Regions from separate parts of the Homo sapiens genome. Here region 2 is linked to region 1. Evidence: read pairs that join two places in POLR2A ChIA-PET (ENCODE). Cell type or tissue: PC-3. All regions are shown on one strand. Each heading gives the region's core, and the rest is flanking DNA. Links, peaks and the distances in the headings are about the cores only.

The links. Peaks named below come from ENCODE experiments on the same cell type or tissue, not always from the same donor. Only the 100,000 strongest peaks of a DNase experiment are listed, where the experiment ranks them.
Region 2: POLR2A ChIA-PET joins it to region 1 with 6 read pairs; 1 of 35 experiments calls an interaction of 5 or more read pairs at or near these places.

Annotation. Positions count from the first base shown.
Region 1 is chr4:74,281,391-74,293,100 of GRCh38, forward strand. MTHFD2L (methylenetetrahydrofolate dehydrogenase (NADP+ dependent) 2 like) reads left to right here. Exons shown (of 8, transcript NM_001144978.3): 7 at 35-160. The region is part of intron 2 of LOC105377276 (a long non-coding RNA gene); the gene reads right to left. Among named protein-coding and RNA genes, the nearest start is that of EPGN, 21 kb to the right of the region's middle. In PC-3, for the core only: no CTCF peak of the experiment used is centred there; a DNase peak (open chromatin) is centred at 5,951.
Region 2 is chr4:73,896,075-73,907,784 of GRCh38, forward strand. No RefSeq gene overlaps it. Among named protein-coding and RNA genes, the nearest start is that of CXCL1, 33 kb to the left of the region's middle. In PC-3, for the core only: no CTCF peak of the experiment used is centred there; DNase peaks (open chromatin) are centred at 6,157 and 6,407; H3K27ac peaks cover 626 bases.

The DNA of each region.
Region 1 (11,710 bases), core at 4,534-7,033:
ATGCTGAAGGACAAACAACTCTTTTTGTTTTCAGGTATTCCAAAGTTGATTACGTCTGATATGGTTAAAGAAGGTGCTGCTGTAATTGATGTGGGTATCAACTATGTCCACGATCCAGTGACAGGAAAGACAAAATTAGTTGGAGATGTGGACTTCGAAGGTAATAAACCAATATCTTTTGATAGGTGAAGAAGATAAAAAAATTCCACCTTACGTATTTTAAAAATAGAGAAGTTTCATTTATGGAGGAATTATTAACTTATTAATCATCACCTCTTTCTTCTGAGGGAAAAGATTTTAATCAGACTTAAATATTTACTTTCTCCCTTCCTCTCTCTTTCCCTCCCTTTCATCCTTCCTTTCTTCCTTTTCTCCCTCTCTTCTAATTGTATCATTAATATTTGGTTTAGGGATCAAATTTCTTATAGTACAGTTTTTATTGATAGAATACAGCTGGCCTTTTATAGACCTGGGCATAGTTTTGAATTTTGGGAGTTGACATCTTACTCTACGCTTAGTCAAATATGCTCTATGCTCAGCCATTCACTCTTAGAGCCAGAAGGCACCTTAGGGTGTGTCTGCCAACCCTAACTACATTTCAGATCTAGGTAGTTATCTAGATAGTTGAAGTCAGTGTTTTTCACTTGTGTTTTAGAGAGAATAAAGAAAAGGAACTAAGCTAAAGTTTTTGTGGTCGATGAAAGATACAAGGCAACAAATATGTAGTAGTAAAAAAAAAATTCTAACCCAGTCTTCTCTTTACAATAGGGGAAACTGGGCCCCAGTACTTCTAGATGCCTGACCCTCTAATCTGATTTTACTTCCGTTATCTTTGTCATATATTTACCTGCATTCAGATTTTCAGTGTGCCTAGGAGTCTTAGATGTCTATGAAGGCATGAATATAGTAAAGTTAAGTGGTGACATTTTTATGTTAGAAATATTTTTTGTATAAGAGTGATTATTCTGGCCAAAAAATACAGTGCCACATCAAGAACTTTGTTAGTTATAGGTGTGTCCTTCTTACAGAGAAACTGAAAAGAATAGGTGATGCCATTTTAAAAATAATTTAGATTTTGTTTTTTCACTTAGAACCTGGTCATCAGGTGATGGTTTACCCAAGTTCTAGCATATTGTTGAATAAAATAGAAAATGCAGATAGTTAGAAGTGTCCTAGGGTACTGGCCCTATATATGTGAGATTCTAAGATACATCAGGGACCAGATCCAAGTAAGCCATTTGAGCCTAAAAGAAAAAGAAAACTGTAAGGACACATATGTGCAACAATGCGTTCTAGAGACAAAATGGTGTAAATAAGAGCAAAGTACAGATGTACCGTACCAAAGAAAACACTGCTGCCCTCATTGGCTCTAATACACAGGGTCTCTGACATGGTTGGAACTCTATTCTAGCAAGGCTGGCTCTTGACATGAACATGTCTATCTGTACGTATATACATATGTCTGTGTGTGTGTTGTGTACATGCTGAAATCACTAGGGAATGACCTCATTTATTTATTTAATCTTCCATGTTCAATCACTTAGGCCAGATATGAGTAACTTATTTGAATTTCTCAACTTGAAAGAGTAAAGTGCATTTTATTTTAAAACCTGGCTTATTTATTTTCTTTACTGTCATTCTGTTTCTTGATAACATTATAGTTATGCATTCATTGCAAAATTACCACATTTGTGATGCACCCAGATGGCACTGACAACATGAGATAACCAGCTTGAGGCAAGAAAAGCAGGGATGTTTGCAGTTCACAGCCTTGACTGCCTGTAAGGCAAGCTTACCCAGCAGTTCAGTCCAGCACATTTTACAAGACTCTTCTCTCATAGAGTATTTTTTTGGTCTCATGTCACTTCCATGCTTTCTTCTTTTTTAAGTAAGAATGTTTTTTACTGAAAGTAAAAAGTATTCTGAAAGCAATTTTTACATGAGCATTTTTGGTGGGTGTATATGCTTAGTAGCACATATACTCACTTCATGTCACATGAAGTCTAACTTGTTAATGATTATTAAATCAAATTGTAGTTCTGTGTATCTAAGTATATATAAAAATTTTAAAAGGAGATGGAAAAGAGACAAAGATATGAGATGAACAGGGCTGGGAGACCTAGCCTGTTGCCCTATAGTTTTGCCACCTCACTAGCTGTCAGTGATATCAGTTAAATGATAGCAATTATATTAGTGGCTCCATTCAGCTCTACTGTTTGGCATATCTTGGACATCCAACAGAGCATTACCAAATGATCGTGTAAAAGCACAGAAACTTTCACCTGGAAGGTCGAGCTTTTCTAATCCTCTCATAAAAGACACCCATATGATTAGTTGTATCTAGCTTGCCAGCCTGCTGATTCATGGAGCAAGAGTACTAATGAGGACCTGGACTTGGTAAAGAAGGCTTTGCCAGTGAGGCCATGACTCAGCCACCCACAGGAGCAGGCAAGTGATAGGTTTTGACATGTTGCTCTTCAAGTTGTTCATCAGGACTTAACCTGAGGTGAAGGATGATCCCCCAACTGAGAGGGAGGAATTTTAAGATGGGTTATGCCACAAAACTCATAAGTAACATTTGGCTTCAAATTGCCACAGGGAAAGTGTGGTGGCTGCTTTGTGAGTATCGGTGAAAAGTTTCACTATAACTATAGCCAAGATAAACAAAACAGATGTAGATAAAATCAATCGTTGAAGTAAATCGTCCTTGCAGAAATCTTTGTTTCATTAGTAAAGAAAACTGGATGACCCCGTTAAAAGTAGGTAACATTGATGGGAATGATTTATCCACATAAATAAACAAAATGGCTGTGACAGAAAGGATGACAATGTCCCAGAGGATGTAAAAAACTTCACATTAAAGGAATCTGCAGTGATATTTCATGCCATTGAAAGGGCAAAGGATAAAATGTTGGAAGCTGATTCATACTTAGAAAGGAATCTGCCAGTTCACCAAGGCATAGAAAAGATGCTTGCTCCTTCTAACTGGTGTGAGATGGTATCTCATTGTGGTTTTGATTTGCATTTCTCTGATGGCCAGTGATGATGAGCATTTATTCATGTGTCTTTTGGCTGCATAAATGTCTTCTTTTGAGAAGTGTCCGTTAATATCCTTCGCCCACTTGTTGATGGGGTTGTTTGTTTTTTTTTTTCTTGTAAATTTGTTTGAGTTCTTTGTAGATTCTGGATATTAGCCCTTTATCATATAAGTAGATGCAAAAATTTTCTCCCATTCTGTACATTGCCTGTTCACTCTGATGGGAGTTTCTTTTGCTGTGCAGAAGCTCTAAAAATCAGGAAACAACAGGTGCTGGAGAGGATATGGAGAAATAGGAACACTTTTACACGGTGGGACTGTAAACTAGTTCAACCATTGTGGAAGTCAGTGTGGCGATTCCTCAGGGATCTAGAACTAGAAATACCAATTGACCCAGCCATGCCATTGCTGGGTATATACCCAAAGGACTATAAATCATGCTGCTATAAAGACACATGCACACGTATGTTTATTTCAGTACTATTCACAATAGCAAAGACTTGGAACCAACCCAAATGTCCATCAATGTTAGACTGGATTAAGAAAATGTGGCACATATACACCATTGAATACTATGCAGCCATAAAAAAGGATGACTTCATGTCCTTTGTAGGGACATGGATGAATCTGGAAACCATCATTCTCAGCAAACTATCGCAAGGACAAAAAACCAAACACTGCATGTTCTCATTCATAGGTGGGAACTGAACAATGAGAACACTTGGACACAGGAAGGGAAACATCACACACCGGGGCCTGTTGTGGGGTGAGGGGGATGGGGGAGGGATAGCATTACGAGATATACCTACTGTAAATGACGAGTTAATGGGTGCAGCACACCCACATGGCACATGTATACATATGTAACAAGACTGCACGTTGAGCACATGTACCCTAAAACTTAAAGTATAATTTAAAAAAAGACTTAAAAAAAGATGTTTGCTCCTAATCATCAGTTGTATGACCAAAAGAAGGCAAGCACCATTCAAACTATTCTTTGCAAAATGTTTACAGAGAAATAAAACACTTCAGTTCTCAATGTTTCCAAAATTTTAAATTGCATTCGTTTTTTTAAATATTAGTTTAATTTTGCTAGTAGTTAGTAGTAGTTTTACTATTAATTTTACTACTAGTAAATAGTAATATTTGTTTTACTATTATCAGTAATATTAATTTTACTACTATTTTTAATCCCCTATACATTTATAGACCACAGTAAGAGAACTTTTAATGTTTTGACAAAAAATTTTTAAAGGTCACTAAACAAATATAATTTCTCCCATTGACTACTAAAATTGCTTTGCACTGTTTCAACAGTCATCTTTGTGGTCTTACACTACTGTGAAAACTGAGCACTGCTTGTATTTTTCTCTGTGTCTAATTAAATCTCATGAAATTAGTGATCATATAGTTCAAATTCATATCCAATGCCATAATCACTTCTACATGATTATTCAGTTGTTTGGTTACAGTTTCTCACTGTTACTATTACTGTCTAGGTAGGTTGTTCACTGTGGAAGGTAATGTTTGCTAAGCACCTTGCCAACCATTATGTTCTTTTCCTCAACATACATTGAAGTTAGGCCTTTCCTGCAATGCCATGCCTCTCTGGATGTTTTGGGAAATAAATAGGACCTTAAAGTTATTACTAAATTGAAGTGCTATTTTGTTTTGTATTGATTTCCAGTTACAGAACTTGACAGTTCATCAATATGTCCAGCTTCTGACAAATGCTTAACATTCCTCTTCTATTACTTGAACATACTTCCTCCCTCCTAACTTATGTCATTAAAAGAAGAAACAGTATTTAAAACCATCTGTGATAACATTATTTTGCATGTCTAAGAATTATTTTTCATTACTAATAATCATGCAGCAAATAATTATTCATTTATAAGTTTATGTTTGCTATATAGATTATTACTTTTTTACACTTAGGTATACCTACTTTCACAGGCAATTTTTTTAAACCATTTTCTATTGTAGCTTAGAAAGAAACTTCATACATTTCTGACAAAGAAGGCTTTATTCTCAAAAGATAGAAATGAGATTATGTGCCATGAGTAGTAAATAGCTTCTTGTAAATAACACATTGGAAAACAGTATGTAGTCCTAGACTCAAAAACTCTTAATTATACCGTTCTTAATTCATCAAATGGATTTGATCAGCTAAACAGTCTAATTAATGACTTCCATGCTGTTAATTCAATTAACCATGCTCTTATGGGTGAATTCTTGGGCCTCATTTACTTCTCATAGCTAACGCAAAGACATTTCTCTACCCTTTTGAAGCTTTAGTAGCTTTGCTTCAATTTTATGATGCTTCCTGCAGGGATTGAGGTGGAATAAGAACTGGAGTGTCTATTCCCTGTTGCCTGCCATCTCTCCTCCCTGTATTCCAACTCTGACAATGCCTTTCCACTTATTGGTTTATACTAAAACAAGGAATGAAACAGACAGGAAAGAATTGGTGTTGTAAAGAAATGAAAGAGACAGGAAAGAGAAATGATGTGTAGGCATTTTTGTTAAAGTAAAAATAAATGAGGTTAATGTTTAAGAGTGACTTTCCTCTCTCTACTGTCTTAACATAATTGGATAGTAAAATTTAAAGTGGTAAGTCTTTGTAAAGGTGATAAGTCTAATGTAAAGGTACATTATATTGTTGATGAAACTGGTTTAAATTACAAAAAATAAAGAAGTCACACTTTATGGAAAAGAATGTCTACTCCTCTAGCGCAACTGACATTATCATTGTATTTTGTACTAGAGTTGCTTCCAGATATTTTATGTATGCATCAACTATATAGTTTGAGGAATATATGTGACTTATGCACTTAAACTTGTTTTACTGATTTGCCATGCTGAAATTCTGGTTTGTGGTTATGTTCAGTGCATGTATCATTATTTGGTTCATCCTTTTTCTATTGTGAAACTCTTAGGTTGTTTCCATTTTTTCCTTTTAAGTATTATACTTGAGTATAGGTGAAGGACTATAACAAAGGGGAACCAAAATGCAATGACTCAAGATAATTTGGCTAGCCAGGCATGGTGGCTCACACCTGTAATCCCAGCATGTTGGGAGACCGAGGAGTGTGGATCACTTGAGGTCAGGAGTTCAGGACCAGTCTGGCCAATGTGGTGAAACCCCGTCTCTACTAAAAATACAAAAATTCGCTAGGTGTGGTGGTGCACTCCTGTAATCCCAGCTACTCAGGAGGCTGATGAAGGAGAATTGCTTGAACCTGGGAGGCAGAGGTTGCAGTGAGCCGAGATCGTGCCACTGCACTCTAGCCTAGGCGACACAGTGAGACTCTGTCTCAAAAAATAAGATAATTTGGCTCTTTCCCATAAAAGTCTGGAATTAGGGAGACAGTCAATGGAGTTAGGCAGCTATGCTTCATTCAGGGATACTGTTTTCTCCTATCCCACTGTTTATATTAGTTTTCCAGAAATGCCATAACAAAGTACCACAGACAGAATGGTTTAAACAGAAATTTACTTCTTACAATTCTGGAGGCTGGAAGTCCAGGATCAGGGGATTGATAAGGATGTTTCTGCTGAGTCAACCTTGCCAGGTAGATGGCCATTTTCTCCCTGTGTCTTCTCATTGTCTTACCTCTGTATGTGTCCATGTCCAAATTTCCTCTTCTTAGAAGGTTGGATTAGACCCTATGCTAATAACCTCATTTTAACTTAATTTTATTTTTAAAGACTTTGTCTCCTGAAACAGTCATTCTGAGGTACTGGGGTTAAGACTTCAACATCTGAATTTAGAGGGGACACAATTCATCCCATAACACCGTTCCACCTGAGTGTTGTCCTTATCCACATGGTTGAAGTTGAATTGCCTCCTCATTTATGTTCTCTTCTAAGGAAAAGTGAAAGAGAGAGCCCAGAACAATAAAATCCATCTTTAATAAAATTGAACTAGAAGGTGCATGCATCACATCTGCTAGCTTTCTACTGACCTGAATATAGTCATGTGTGGAGTACAAGGGATGTGGAATCCATAGTCTCTGAATGGGAGGCTACACTTTGGTAAATAATAATCTACCCTTTACATAAGAACTTGAAGACTAATCTCTTACTTAGGGTAGAAAAGAAAGATATTTATTTATCTAACATCCACATATCATTCAGCTTACCTATCCAGAATTCATTTTGTTCTGAAAAACCTCAGGGGACAATCTCGTCATTGTCTGATTGCTTTCTAATTGGTTTCAAAGCATGCTCCACTTACTAACTTTTTTCTGAGGTTTTGGTGAAATCCTAGTGTCACTGAAGACATATCTTGGCTCAGATCTTACCCTGAGCTTTCCATGGATCTTAGATACACAGATTTGCAATAACATTTGTGCAGGTAATACAACCTCACCTAAATGTCTTTAATTCTAACTAAACTGTTTATTATTCAATCATTGATATAGATTTGATACTTTTTGACCATGTTATACAATTTTGAAAATTGTGTCAGGTCCCTTTTGTGACTTTCATTTTTTATATCTCTATCTTCACTGGCTTATTTTCAGTCTCTTGATTATTACTGTTTTTAGTGTAGCCCTTCAGATTCTTCAAATTAGGTTCATTCATTTAGTTGTTCAATGCTATTGAGCATCTGCTATGTGTCAGGCATTTTTATAGTCACTTGGGATACAACAGTGACCTAAAAAGACAAAGTACTTACTCACCAGTAGCTTCCATTTTGGTTATAGGAGACAGATAATAAACAAATACATATCTATATAACAAGGCAGTGTCTTAGTGATACAAAAATAAAACAAGATAAGAGGGCTAGAGAATGGTGGCATGGAGTTTCTTAGAAAAGGTGGTCAGGGAAGGCTTATGCTAACCTGAATAAATGAAGAAGGGAGTCGTGGACAGATGAGGGAGCAGCATTCCAGGCAAGTGGAGCAGCAAATGCAAGACCTTGAGGGGGGCCTGGCTGGCGGTTTTTATGAGCTGCAAGGGGGCCATTGTAACTGAAACAGTAAGTAAGGAAGTGAGTGATAGAGAATAAAGTCAAAGAGGTAGCAGCAATCCCATCTTATAGACCAAGGAAGGATATTTGGATTATACTCTAACGCAGTGGAAATCCATTGGAGGATGTGGGGCAAAGAAATCACATTTGACTTGTATTTTAACAGTGTCACTCTGGCTACTGAATGACACATAGGCCGTATAGAGGTAAAGGTGTAAATAGGGATACCTGTTAAGAGGCTATTGTAATTATCCAAGTAAGAACTGATGGGGCGTGGACCAGGTTGTAATGGGTGAAGATGTTAAGAGGTGGTTAGATGGTAGATATAATTTTAAAGGAGAGTTGGAATGATTGGTTAAACAAGTAGATATGAGGGAAAGAGAAGAATCAATCAAGTGTGACTCAAAGGATTTTGGAATAAGCAAGAGTGGAGGTGCCAGTTCTGGAATCCTCTTGAGATGAATCTTAAAGGTTCAATGAATTTTACTCAAGTATGTGTATTTAGGGTAGATAATGGGCAAAAGAGAGGAAGGGGCTCTTTCCTGGTAGAGGGAACAAAGAATCAAAGGAAAGGAGGCAACATTACAAAAGGTTTTATGCACTCAATAGCAGACCCAACATGGGCTGTTGAAAGAAGGAAGTATGATATTGTATACAATTGTGAATTTTCCCCAAATATCTGGTGCCTTATTTTGAATTTTTCAAAAGAATCTCCACCAGGCAGGAAATCTCCCCTATAAAGGGACCTTTTAATTTGAGACTCCATCTGGCGAAACCATTCCTCAAAATTCCAACCCAATAGTCAAGCATAAGGTCAGGAAAGGGTTTGGAATTACATAGAAGCTCAGTATCATTATCCTAAGAAACTACTAGAGATGAGGTGAAAACCCCTGGAGTGCTTTGTAAGCAGCTTTCTATGTTTTCTTTTAATGCTTTGTATTTGAAAGTTTGGATTCATCTTTCACTCCCTGCTCTTTTTGTATTATGTCCAACCTTTCATAAAAGACTATGCTTTGGAGTCAAGCTAACTTGGGTTTGAATCCCAACTCTACTGCTTAAAACAATTATGATCTTAAGTAAATCATTTCACCACTCTGAGACTCAATTATATCATCTGAAAGATTGTGATAATAATTTCCATCTTATAAAGTTGTTGTGAAGATTAAATGAAATAATCACCTTACATAAGCTAGTTAATGTAGGTGAATTGCCAAGCATAATGCCTGGTGAAAGACTGTGTGTGTGTGTGTGTGTGTACGCGCGAGGGTACATTGCTCACGTTTTCTCTCCATTCCCACGAAAGTATTAACCCAGAAGTATACAACTTCACGCTTCAGTTACCACCATCCTCCTCATTACTTTTCTGGCCTAAACTCTCTTCCAGTGTAGTCTGTTCTCTTTGCCCAACTCTCATATGAATCAACTTTAAAGCACTCATGCTTATTCCCATCTTCTCCTGACTCTCCTTACAGGTTTAATTTGCCTTACTCATTTTGCTCTTAATGCTATACTGCGTTGCACTTTTACTTAGTTGTTCCTAACTAGATTGGATGCCTCTGTAAGATTAGCTTCCTGTCTTACATTTATTTTTCCTTTTCTTTTTTTTTTTTTTTTTTTTTTTTTTTTTTTTGAGATGGAGTCTTGCTCTGTTGCCCAGGCTGGAGTGCAGTGGTGCGATCTTGGCTCACTGCAGCCTCCACCTCCTGGGTTCAAGCAATTCTCCTGCCTCAGCCTTCTGAGTAGCTGGGACTACAGACGCACGTGCCACACCCAGGTAATTTTTGCATTTTTAGTAGAGATAGGGTTTCACCATGTTGACCAGGATGGTCTTGATCTCCTGACCTCGTGATTTGCCCAGCTCGGCCTCCCAAAGTGCTGGGATTACAGGCATGAGCCTTCGTGCCTGGCCCATTTCTTTTATATCTCTGTCCCACACCAAATTTCAGCCTTCTTATTCAGACCACTGTTTATTTGTATGAACATTCTCTGTATTTAAAAACCAGTGGTATCATTCTTACATTACAGAAATACTCCCCTCAAGTTAACTTAATGGGAACAAAAGCTTTCATGCAGAGTAATAGCAACTATGTCATTAATTCAACAACACATATTCATTAATGATACATCCATTGATTCTTCGTTTATTTACTCAGCACATATTTTGTGAGTGCTGCTTCATACTAGGCACTATTTGAGGTCCTGGGTATATCTGTGCACATGATAAATAAAGTGCCTGGAATTTATGTTTTCCAGATTATGCAAAGTAAGCTTATTTGGAAAGTAGTTTGGCACTGCTTACTCCCAAGTGTGTGTTCTACAACATGGGAAAGTAAGTGTATATAATCAGTTTCTAAGTAAACAGGGATGGTTTTTAACTGTATCATTTTTACAAAACTATTATTAATCTGTGATTACAAAGAATCAAATTAAAGTGACTCCCAACCACTTCAGTTTTCAGTGTCAATCATTTAATTTGATGATATGGCTAATCAGTCTGACTCAAAATATCTACATTTTGCATTAGATAATTATAAAGTAGTTCAAAGCTCCAGCTTTTACTATAAGAGAAGATCTTATACTTTAACCCAGAGGTAACTTGTTCCAATCCTTTAGAAAAGTTGATGAACATTATAAAAGCCCCTCTGTGAGACTGTTATTAACGCTGTGATCACAGAACCCACACTGAGCATTTCACGAAACAGGTAGAACCACTGATGGTCACTATGAGATTCCTATCATTAGTAAGTCAACTGCCTCCATTGTGGCTTACAACATGGACAGAATGGTTACTGTGAAGTCTAGGCCTTTGAAATCAAATCAACTTCTAGAGACTTCTATTTAGTAGATGTCTTTGACATTGGATCATCTACCTTTATAGAGCAGAGTTAAAGTTGAAACAAAAAATACATTCACAGGAACAAGAGAAGTGACTAATGCTTCTGCAAGTTTTTCTTTGCTTGAACTGTGATGAGTTTTTTTTTATAGTTGTTTCTCAGTGATCCATATTAAAACACAAATACCTATGGAAGGGAGATTTTATCTGCTCCTATCTCAGACTACAGAGATTAAGGCCCTGCCAAGAGATTTGGAGAGTACTCCAGAAAGCTTTATCTAGTTTACAGATTTGCCACTCTGATACAAATATTCAGTGACTTCAGGCAAAAGGGATTGGGTGGGGGAGGGAAAGGATTGGAGACAATGACAAGAGTGTATGATGATCTTGTATTTTTAAAGACATGATGAAAGGGAGATATTTTTAGTAATTTTCCCAGCTCTTAATAGAACTACCAGAAATATCATAGCAGTATTGTTACTCCTGCCTACTGAAATGGAATCTGGCAATGACAGCTGACAGCATCCATGGTCAGAAAGAAGGTTTCACTGATAGGTCATAGCTGGAGTTCACAGAAAGCAATTTTTTTTTAGTAGAAATATCTTTTTTATTTTATTTTATTATTATTATACTTTAAGTTTTAGGGTACATGTGCACAATGTGCAGGTTTCAGAAAGCAATCTCAAACTTTCTCCAGGTGACTGACATGCTATTTGGTTCCACTAATTGTCTTCTAAGTGGTATGAGTGGTATTTTTTTCTAAGTGGTATGAGTGGTATTTATTTTGTTTTTTATGGTTTTTTGAATAGGTTTTTAAATTATTATACTTTAAGCTCTAGGGTACATGTGCAGAACGTCCAGG
Region 2 (11,710 bases), core at 5,178-7,677, 380 kb before region 1:
AAAGAAGAGAAGAAAACAGGGCTTGGTCACATACAATGTGAAGAGATTATTCGAGAGTGACTTCTCTTGCCAATGACTAGCAGAGAAACTTCAAAAAAGAGGCAACAACTTCCCTTGGTTATGTGTTTTACCAAATGAGGTCTACCTTTACCACTGCAGCAGAAATGCTGCCTTTCTTAACTCGTTCACTTATGTATCTCAAACAGCATGCGCTTACCTAAAAAAGCACTGTAGAAAAAGGTAATACGAATCACGGACATTAATAAAATCTGTGGAATCTTCCTTTAGTTATCATTAAATTCATCCAAATCCAGATCATTACCATAACGGACATTGTAAAATTCTCAGGAAAAAAAGCCATTTTTACTGAACATATCTTAGCAAAGTCTATTACGGTTAAACTATTGTAATGTGCTTTCTCAGTAACTCAATTTTATTTAATTATTGCTATTTTTTAGGAATAGAGCAAAAGTATTTGCTCTGAGCGTCCTACATGTGGTTTAACATTGTGGAATAGTTCATATTTTCAGAGTGAATTGGAAGAATTTGTTCTACTTAGTCTAAAACCCAACATTCTGAAATAATTTTGATTGTGTTTAAGTCAGATCCAGGACTTACCAATATTTTGGAAACTTATTTTTTGTACTGCACAATGACCTTTTAAGAGGTCCTTTGTAATATGCTGACACCATGGTGAACACAAAGTTTATAGGAAGAATTCTTTATTTTATTTTTTTTCTTTGAGACAGGGTCTGGCTCTGTCACCCTGGCTATAAGTGCAGTGACACAATCACAGCTCACTGCAGCCTTGGCCTCAAGTGATTCTCCCACCTCAGCCTCCCTAGTAGCTAGTACTACAGGCCCATGACACTTTGCCCGGCTAATTTTTGTATTTTTTATAGAGACAGGGTTTAATCATATTGCCCAGGCTGGTCTCGAACTCCTGGGCTCAAGCCTCCTGCCTTGGCCTCCTAAAGTGTTGGGATTACAGGTATGGGCCACCACAACTGGCCAGTTTTAATTTCTAATACAGTAAATATCAATGGTTATAATCCATATTTCTAACAAAAAAAAAGCTCTTTTTGGGTCCTGAATAATTTTTAAGAGTTTCAAATTATCTTGAGACCAAAAAGTTTGAGAATCACTTTCTAGAGCAATGCTTTCCAAAAGAATTTATCATAATGTTGAAAATGCCCTATAAATCTGCACTGTCTGATACAAAAGCCACTAGATACATGTAGCTGTTGAGCAGTGGCTAGTGCGACTAAAGATCTGAGGCTTTTACTTTTATTAAATTTAAATTTAAATAGCAACTGTGGGTAGTAGCTAGCATATTGGGCAGTGTGGTCATAGACCTTCAGTGTGCTGGCTCCTGATATAATATTTTTTCCAATATTCCACGCAAGTTAATAGTTAGCTCATTTTTTCTTCTGCTAACCATTAAGCTCTTGGCTTGGTTTGTATGGGGTGTAAGGGAGGTGTTTAACCACAAAATACGTAATAAGAGAATTATCATGCATAGTTTTGAAATATGAATGAATTCCAGATTAAATCCTTGACTCAAGATGAAAAAAACCATTGTAGTTGCCCCACTGGGAATTAAACAGAGTTCAAGAGAATGTTTCTTCATGCCTCATCTTGAATTAACTACACAGACTATAGGCAACTGTTTTAAAATTATAAACAATGTTTTAGGCTTTGTTTCTGTTGTAGACAAAAATGTAATTGTTCCAGTTACAAAAAAAAAAAAAAAAAAAAAAAACTTGATTGAGTTTCCAAACATGGTACGGGCTTGACTTGGTATTAACATCATTCATTAGAATCTGAATCTTAGTTGGAATTCCTGGATTTCATTTTGTGGAACTATCTGGCTATCGTGCAGTTTTTACCCTTGCTAACCAAGCACAGAGCACAGAGGAAACTCTCAACTTGAAAATATAAACCTTGAATTGTGTGATCCTGTGTGAGTTACAGAACCTCTCTAAACCTATTTTTTCTCATAAAATAGGATAATAATATTATTAGGGACTTCTCTACATATTGAGAGGATTAAATGAGATAATGCACATGAAACATTTAGTATAACTCCTGAAACATTGTATATATTTAGGGGGTGGTGGTTATTACCCTAATAACTGCTATTAATTACATTATTTATAATTAATATAATGTCTACACTACATATACTATATTATTTATAATTAATATTATATCAATTATATTTCTAATCAGTAGGCATAATAATATATCAATCATGATTGTTATGATTAATGTAATTAATAATATAATAATACAATTTATAATAAATAATTAGTAATATTATTAACTGTGCTTACTGGACTTTTTTTTATGAGTCAGCTATGTGCCAGGCAATGTGTTAGTGCTAGTGGATAAGTGGCCTCTGTCCATGTGTGCATGGAGCTTCCAATCTAGAGAGGGAGAGAGACACTCCCTAGAGAGTATTGTGAGGATTAAACTTTAAAAGAGAAAAGAGCTGGGTCCTAAGATAGGATGTATCAAGGAAAATTGTTTTGATCTAGAGGGTAGGAGGATGGAATGTTTAAGCTGAGTCCTGAAATACAGTTCTAGCAAGATTTACTACTGGTAGAAATGTTTCAGGGTATATTGGTTGGGATGATGGTTAACAAATAGACTCTAAAGTTCAGTGACTAAACAAGACATAAGTTTATTTCTCTTTCACTTAACAGTCCAGAGTAGGTAGTCAGGTTTTGCTCTGTAAAGTCATCCAGAGTCCCAGGCTACAATGGTGGTTCTGCCATTCTTCACTGCGGCTTCTACAGTAGCTCCATCGCCACTATGTCCAACCAGCAGGAAGGAAAGGAAGATGGACAACTAGGAAGAACTTATTTAAACAGAAGACCTGAAAGTTACACTTACCCAGGAAGGTCAGCTGGGTGTTTAGACATGCCATTGTTGAACTAGCCTGACTTGGTGTTGTCGTCATTCACTAGGATCTGAATTTTGTATTGCTGCACTCTTGTCTGAAACATGTAGGTAATACAGAAATTATGTTCATATATATAAATTTTATATACCCTAAAAGTTAGTTTAGTTCAATAAACACTTAGAACTTGTACTTTTTTCCCCCTTAGAGATAAAAACATGGTTAATACTTTCATTCACTTACTTGTATTCTCATTCATTCAGCAATGTTCATCGAATATCAACAACCTGCACTAAATTTCAGGCACTTTGAGGATGTTCATGAAACACAGCCCTTGATCTCAAGAGATTCAGAGTCTATTGTGGATCGGAGGGGAGCAAACATCACAGTTTAGTGCAAAATAGAGAGAAAGATGTGATATTATCTGCATATAAATAAGTGCTGAAGAAGGTGGGGACTGTTCTCTGCCAAGAGAATGGGGAAAGGTTGTGGGAACAGAGCCATCTGAGAGAACTTGAATATTGATTTTATAAACAAAGAAGAACCTTCCGGTCTGATATGGTTTGGCTGTGTCTCCACCCAAATCTCATCTTGAATCGTAGCTCCCATATTCCTGTGTATCATGGGAGGGACCCAATGAGAGGTAATTGAATCATGGGGGTGGATCTTTCCTGTGCTATTCTCATGATAGTGAATAAGTCTCATGAGATCTGATGGTTTTATAAATGGGAGTTCCCTTGCACACACTCTCTTGCCTGCTGCTATGTAAGATGTGCCTCACTCTTTGCCTTCTGCCATGATTGTGAGGCCTCCACAGTCATGTGGCACTGTAGGTTCATTAAACCTCTTTCCTTTATAAATTATCCAGTCTCAGGTATGTCTTTATTAGCAGCATGAGAATGAACTAATACACAGTCTATGAGAAAAGTCATAAATAGCTCAGTGTGATTGGCTAGTTTAGGGGTGGCAAATAGTCCAGAGTGGGTGAAGTAGCTAATCAATAGATAAATGAAAATAGAATGTTAAAAGAGAGACAAATTGTGAAGAACCTCAAATGTCAAGCAACATATATTTGAATTTGTTTAATAAATAATGGGAAACTAGTGCAGATCCTTAAGAGGGGATAGATGTGACTGGATCTGAGTTTCAGAAAGAGTGCCCTGGAGGCAGCATACACAGTTAAGTGGCAGCTGAACTTATAAGCATAGATGCAGGGTTTCCAGAGTAAATCCTGCCCCTGATGCCTGTGTGATGTTGAGCAATTGGTTTACCCACCCTGTGCCTTAACTTTCTCATCATTAAATAGGAATGATAATGATAGCTATTTCATAGAACTGTTGTGAGCATTAAATTGAGTAATTCATGTCAAGAGTTTAAAATAATGTTTGACATTTAATAGGGATACATAAACGTTTACACACACACACACACACACACACACACACACATATATATATATATATATACCTTGGAGAGAAATGGAAACAAATTAAGAAAACAGAAACATCTAGTTTGAGCTAGGCTAAAAAGGGCAGTGTAGATACAGGAACAAGGGACCTGGAAACAGATTATCTCGTGCCCAATCGCAGATAAATTGTTTCTTAATTGTTCTAACCCTTTTTTTTCTCTGTAAATTAGAAATAATAACAGTGCCTATTTTATAGAATTGTGAGGAATTAAATTACACAATACATGCAAAGTGCTCAGCAAAGAGCCTAGCATCTACTGATCACTCACAAGATGAGAATTTTCATTATCAAAAAGGATTTATTCTAAAAGCTTGAAATTCTATAATTTTTTACCTCTGAATTAGTTTTGTCCTTTATCGCAACATTGATGTAGTACAAAAAACACAGACATTATAACCAGGTAAAACTGATATAAATTTTTATTCTGTCACTTCAAAGCAGTGTAAATTTGGGCATATTTTTTCTAAAATTTAGGAGCACCTGTTTCCTCTTGAGACAATTATAATGCTTCCCACAGTAAAATGTTGCTGTGAAGATTACCTGAAATAATTTGCATAAAGAACCTAGACTGGAACACAGTAAACACGTAATAGAAGTTGAATGCCCCCCTCCTCACACATGCCTTTTTTTTTCTCTAACTCTCTCTCACATCTGCTCTGAGAGATTAAAAAGTCACATGCAACCTCAACCTGGGCATATCTAGTCTAACCAAGACTGATGAGAATCCCATTTTAGTTGCAAGCAGAAGATTGAAAACAGAGAAGCACTGTTGTGAATCATGAGTTGTGGGTTCAGGCCGAGAAGGACAAAACCAAACTAACCCAATCCCTTCACTTGCCAAACCTCTTGCTGTTTGACCCCCGACTAACAGCTAACCAAAATTAGCCACAGACCGCTGATGAGCGTGTGAGCCATTGTGCAACTTTTCCAACTGGATAGAACATGAAAAATTAAGGAGAGAAGGACCATCCAACAGAGAGGCAGTGAGGGCTGAAAATACAAGGGATGATTATAGTAGGCTTGGCAGGGGACAGGATATGCATTAATGTGGAGAGAGGGATTTTCTTTTTTCACATCAAAACACACAGAATTTGACCACCTAAGTGAACAAGCTTTCTTCATATCTGGGAGTCTTGATGACATAGTTTTTAAGAAAACTGGTTTAGGAATAGTGATTGCTGAGTTCAAACCCTGGCTCCACCATTTGTGAGCTGTTATAGCCTTGAGTAAGTCATTTAAAAGTTCCAGCTGGGCGCAGTGGCTCATGCCTGTAATCCCAGCACTTTGGGAGGCCGAGGCGGGTGGATCACCTGTGGTCAGAATTTCAAGACCAGCCTGGTCAACATGGTGAAACCCCATCTCTACTAAAAAATACAAAATTTAGCCGTGCATGATGGAGGGTGCCTGTACTCCCAGCTACTCAGGAGGCTGAGACAGGATAATCGTTTGAACCTGGGAATCGGAGGTTGCAGTGAGCTGAGATTGTGCCACTGCACTCTAGCCCCTGGGCGACAGAGCTAGACTCTCTCAAAAAAAAAGAAAAAATTCTGAGCCACCTTTTCCTTGATAGTTCCCAAATCATTACACTAATGCAATGATTAAGTATTATCATAACCTTTACAAAGCAGATGAAATAGAATCTTGGGACATATTAAATATTTAAAGATATTAGCTATTACAATTGTGATTTAAGTTTTTAGCTGGTCAGCACACTTTAAGGAGAGTTGAGGCAATTGTCTATTACAGATGGTACAGATGACAAATAAGATGAGTCAGGCAAGTAAGATGAGTCTGCTTGACTGATCTCATTTCTTAGATTTATTTAGTGTAGAATTAACCTAAAATTACTTTCTTTAAAATAATTTTTCTACTAGATTTCATTGTCATCCCAAGTTTTTAAAATTCTATTTTCCTGAACTTCTGATACATGACACTTTTCCGTTTCTGGAGAAACTTATCCTATTCACAACTTCTATCAAGTGACTTGCTTCTTAAGTATCTTCAGGCTTGGCTATTGCTCATAGATCTTTTATCTAGCCCTTACCACTCCTCAATGTGGTTTGAATCTTACTGCCTTCCCTTCTGACTCTAATCTAAATAATAACCCTTGAAAAGAAAAGCTCAGTTTCACCTTCTAGCTATACAAGAGCATTCTCTTTACCTAAGTTAGAGGAAGTGCTCTCTTGTTCACTATTTAGCATTTTGTGGCTAGAGACAAACTGGGTTCTCTGAGCCTGCAGAGGTAAAATAACAACTCTCACCTTCACCCATGTTAGAATTAATGAAAGAAACAAATCTCATATCGACAAAGATTCTTTGCTTGACTAAACTTTAGTCAGCTCCTCTACCATCTCCTAAGCCCATCTGTGAATAGCCTTGTAAAATCTAGTATTAGCAAAGAAGCCTGCTAAATCAGGTTAGCAAGAACTACCCCATCCTTTTCCAGACCCCAGGTAGTGTCTAATCACTCTGGTCTGTCTTCAGCAACAATTCTATCAGGTCAGTCTAGGCCAGAATCCCCCTGGTGCCTGACGTTTCCTCTCAGTAATTTTCCATCCACTGACCCCCACCTTGCACCTTGGCTATAAATTCTCACTTGCTCCTGCTGTATTTGAAGTTGAGCTCAATCTCTTTCCCCTCTGAAAAATCACACTGCCATGGTCTCTATGGTGACCAAACCTATTGTGATGGTCTCGAATAATGTTTGCCATACGGTGCTTTAACAGGTATCACTAAATACATTTTTTTATTTAACAATGTGCATGAAACAACCAGAGAATAGAGTCCAGGTAATTATGAAAATAAGGAAGATAATATGGTATACATGATATATGGATCCACCAGAGGCATGAGACTAGACATATTGCTTTCTGGGAAACAGCAGTTACTACAGCTGGGAAAGGGAGGGGAGGTAGTAAAGAAATATTTCTGTTGTCCAAATGGCTGGCTGGCAACACCACAGATGGGGGCATTCTTCTTGATCAACTGCAGTCCCTTCTTGCTACACAATGCATCTTCCTCTATTGAGACTTGACAAGTAACACTTAGTTTCCCACATAGTTTACATAGGGCAATTTAATCCCAAAATAGCAGAAACACCAAGTGCTAGAGTACACTAATAACTAACATTTTTATATAGCATGTTGCAGTATAAAGATAACTTTTCCTTACATTGCGCTAATGTTCACAACCACCCTATGAGGGAATTATTATTATTTCCATTTTCAAATGAGTAAAATGAAGTTAAAAGAAATTAAGCAAATTTCTTAAGGCCACTAATTTAGTCCCTAACCATTTCTGATTGGTTATTACCATGTCCTGTCACCAAAGCCTGTACTGCTATGTTGCCTCACCTTTGGAATTAGAAAGAGTGTGGTTTTTTTGGTTTGTTGTGTGTGTGTGTGTGTGTGTGGACAGGGCTTATTTTATGAAGTAATCCCATCATCTAGATCATTATTTTTATGGGGAAATCATTCCAAATACCAACTTGGCAATAAAATTTTATAATATAGCCCACTTATAAGTTGGAAACCTGTGTTATAAAATGCAAAATCTGGACCTGCAGTGGTATGTTTTATTACCTTAATTCTTTGTGAAGCAAAAATGTGTGGGTTTCTTTTCCAGTGTATTTTTTTCATGCACTGATTTAATTAGGCCTTTGAAAATCTATTTTTCTCTTTCATATCAGAATAAAAATTAGGTTAGAAGTGAAAAGATTCTATCAATAATAACATGTTTCTTTGGTAAGCTGTATAATGTGTTAATTTCCAAAGAACTTTCTGCTGCAATATCTCATTACAAAATTGTGCTTATAATATATTTTGCTACATTATATTTGGTTTTAAAGTAAATATATATTTCATACTTTATTTCATTTTACATTCCTGTCTTTCTTATAAAAGGTCAAGTTTTTGGTTATAGACAATCAAACCACATTTGATTCAGTGAATTCTTAAGTCTTTCAACCTCTTGGCTGTCTTTAGAATACCCCATCACCTTTTCCATCCAAGTACTATCCAGTCCCGACCTTGCTCAGCTTCCTAGATCAAACAAAAACAGCCACGTTCATGGTGGTATAGCCATAGACTCTAATCACATTTCCACGGCGTTCCCTAACCACTTGTGCCCCAGCCAGGTTGCTTTCTTTGCTAAGAAATTTCACTAAAGATTAGAGATAAGTTTTTTAAAGTGTTTTGCAAAAGAGTCTTTACTCCCTTTCCAATGGTTCCAAAAATCTGTCAACATGTGGTTGACAGAATGAGTTTGCGTTTTCCTTTTTGTGGGAAGTGAATAATCTGGAAGATGCAATGTCACCAATTAATATTTCACAAGACTTTGATCTCAGCAAACATTTTCACCAGTTGGCCAACATTTTAGAATGTTTTCAGCTGTTATATGACAGACTATAAAAACTATTTTTTCATTTTTTATTTTATTATTATTATACTTTAAGTTTTAGGGTACATGTGCACATTGTGCAGTTTAGTTACATATGTATACATGTGCCATGCTGGTGTGCTGCACCCATTAACTCGTCATTTAGCATTAGGTATATCTCCGAATGCTATCCCTCCCCCCTTCCCCCACCCCACAACAGTCCCCAGAGTGTGATGTTCCCCTTCCTGTGTCCATGTGTTCTCATTGTTCAATTCCCACCTGTGAGTGAGAACATTCGGTGTTTGGTTTTTTGTCCTTGTGATAGTTTACTGAGAATGATGATTTCCAATTTCATCCATGTCCCTACAAAGGACATGAACTCATCATTTTTTATGGCTGCATAGTATTCCATGGTGTATATGTGCCACATTTTCTTAATCCAGCCTATCATTGTTGGACATTTGGGTTGGTTCCAAGTCTTTGCTATTGTGAATAGTGCCGCAATAAACATACGTGTGCATGTGTCTTTACAGCAGCATGATTTATAGTCCTTTGGGTATATACCCAGTAATGGGATGGCTGGGTTAGATGACATTTCTAGTTCTAGATCCCTGAGGAATTGCCACACAGACTTCCACAGTGGTTGAACTAGTTTACAGTCCCACCAACAGTGTAAAAGTGTTCCTGTTTCTCCACATCCTCTCCAGCACCTGTTGTTTCCTGACTTTTTAATGATTGCCATTCTAACTGGTGTGAGATGGTATCTCATTGTGGTTTTGATTTGCTTTTCTCTGATGGCCAGTGATGGTGAGCATTTTTTCATGTGTTTTTTTGGCTGCATAAATGTCTTCTTTTGAGAAGTGTCTGTTCATGTCCTTCATCCACTTTTTGATGGGGTTGTTTGTTTTTTTCTGGTAAATTTGTTTGACTTCATTGTAGATCCTGGATATTAGCCCTTTGTCAGATGAGTAGGTTGCGAAAATTTTCTCCCATTTTGTAGGTTGCCTGTTCACTCTGATGGCAGTTTCTTTTGCTGTGCAGAAGCTCTTTAGTTTAATTAGATCCCATTGGTCAATTCTGGCTTTTGTTGCCATTGCTTTTGGTGTTTCAGACATGAAGTCCTTGCCCATGCCTATGTCCTGAATGGTACTGCCTAGGTTTTCTTCTAGGGTTTTTATGGTTTTAGGTCTAATGTTTAAGTCTTTAATCCATCTTGAATTAATTTTTGTATAAGGTGTAAGGAAAGGATCCAGTTTCAGCTTTCTACATATGGCTAGCCAGTTTTCCCAGCACCATTTATTAAATAGGGAATCCTTTCCCCATTGCTTGTTTTTCTCAGGTTTGTCAAAGATCAGATAGTTGTAGATATGCGGCATTATTTCTGAGGGCTCTGTTCTGTTCCATTGATCTATATCTCTGTTTTGGTACCAGTACCATGCTGTTTTGGTTACCATAGCCTTGTAGTATAGTTTGAAGTCAGGTAGTGTGATGCCTCCAGCTTTGTTCTTTTGGCTTAGGATTGACTTGGTGATGCAGGCTCTTTTTTGGTTCCATATGAACTTTAAAGTAGCTTTTTCCAATTCTGTGAAGAAAGTCATTTGTAGCTTGGTGGGGATGGCATTGAATCTATAAATTACCTTGAGCAGTATGGCCATTTTCATGATATTGATTCTTCCTACCCATGAGCATGGAATATTCTTCCATTTGTTTGTATCCTCTTTTATTTCACTGAGCAGTGGTTTGTAGTTCTCCTTGAGGTCCTTCACGTCCCTTGTAAGTTGGATTCCTAGGTATTTTATTCTCTTTGAAGCAATTGTGAATGGGAGTTCACTCATGATTTGGCTCTCTGTTTGTCTGTTATTGGTGTATAAGAATGCTTGTGATTTTTGTACATTGATTTTGTATCTTGAGACTTTGCTGAAGTTGCTTATCAGCTTAAGGAGATTTTGGGCTGAGACAATGGGGTTTTCTAGATATACAATCATGTCATCTGCAAACAGGGACAATTTGACTTCCTCTTTTCCTAATTGAATACCCTTTATTTCCTTCTCCTGCCTAAACTTGTAAATATAAATATTAAAGCACACACACTCTCTTAAAAAATGACATGGGCTGCAAGCTCAACAATGACTTACTTCTATTTTCCCCTCTTCTCCAGAAGAAGAACTCAGCCTGGATAGATTGCTTTGTAATTTGTATACTTTTCTTGTAGTTAGCACTTGATGTTGAGAAATAAAAAAGTAACTTGTCCAAATTTATAAAGTCACTGTCAAGATTAGGATTAGATCCCAGGTTTTCTGTTTTATTTTTTCTTCTAGTTCTGAGCTTGATATACAAGATTTTATTCCCCCAATTCATAATTCCATAAGGCCCCAATGTTGTAGTAATTATTTAGCTTTTTGCGTTTGCATCTAACTAAACCACTGTCTCACCTAGATGGGCAGCTGTCATAAACAATATAGTTGGTATTTAGTGGGTTTCTGAATGCTCCCATAGCCATCTTCTTTGCAACTTACTGAGTTCTTCCTAGTCTTTGCTTAAAAAGTAAGATTTATTTGCCAGCTATTAACCTTCTATGAATATCTTTCTTTGTGTTATGCTATCTTCCTTTGCAATGTGAATTTAGCACAAAGTGAGCAATTGAATAGTAGAGTTTATCTCTTCACAATGAGCTAATTAAGGGTTGAGTTACAGTAGGGCTGAGAAGAATCACAATCTCATTTATCCCTAGGATCTTAGATTCTTCTCAGGTCATGTCTTTGAAACATATTGTAGGTTGCAAGATGTTCCCTCTCTCTTGTGTCTAGGTGTAAAGTGTTACATAATGATTCCAAGTAAAAGCCTGACCTCAGAGTCAGAGCCCAGAGCCAAGAAGAAGGCAAGGACTGGAAATTCAGGTGATGTGAAAGAACACATAACTGAACTTAAATGCAGGGTCTGTTTGGGCCGGGGGAAAAAA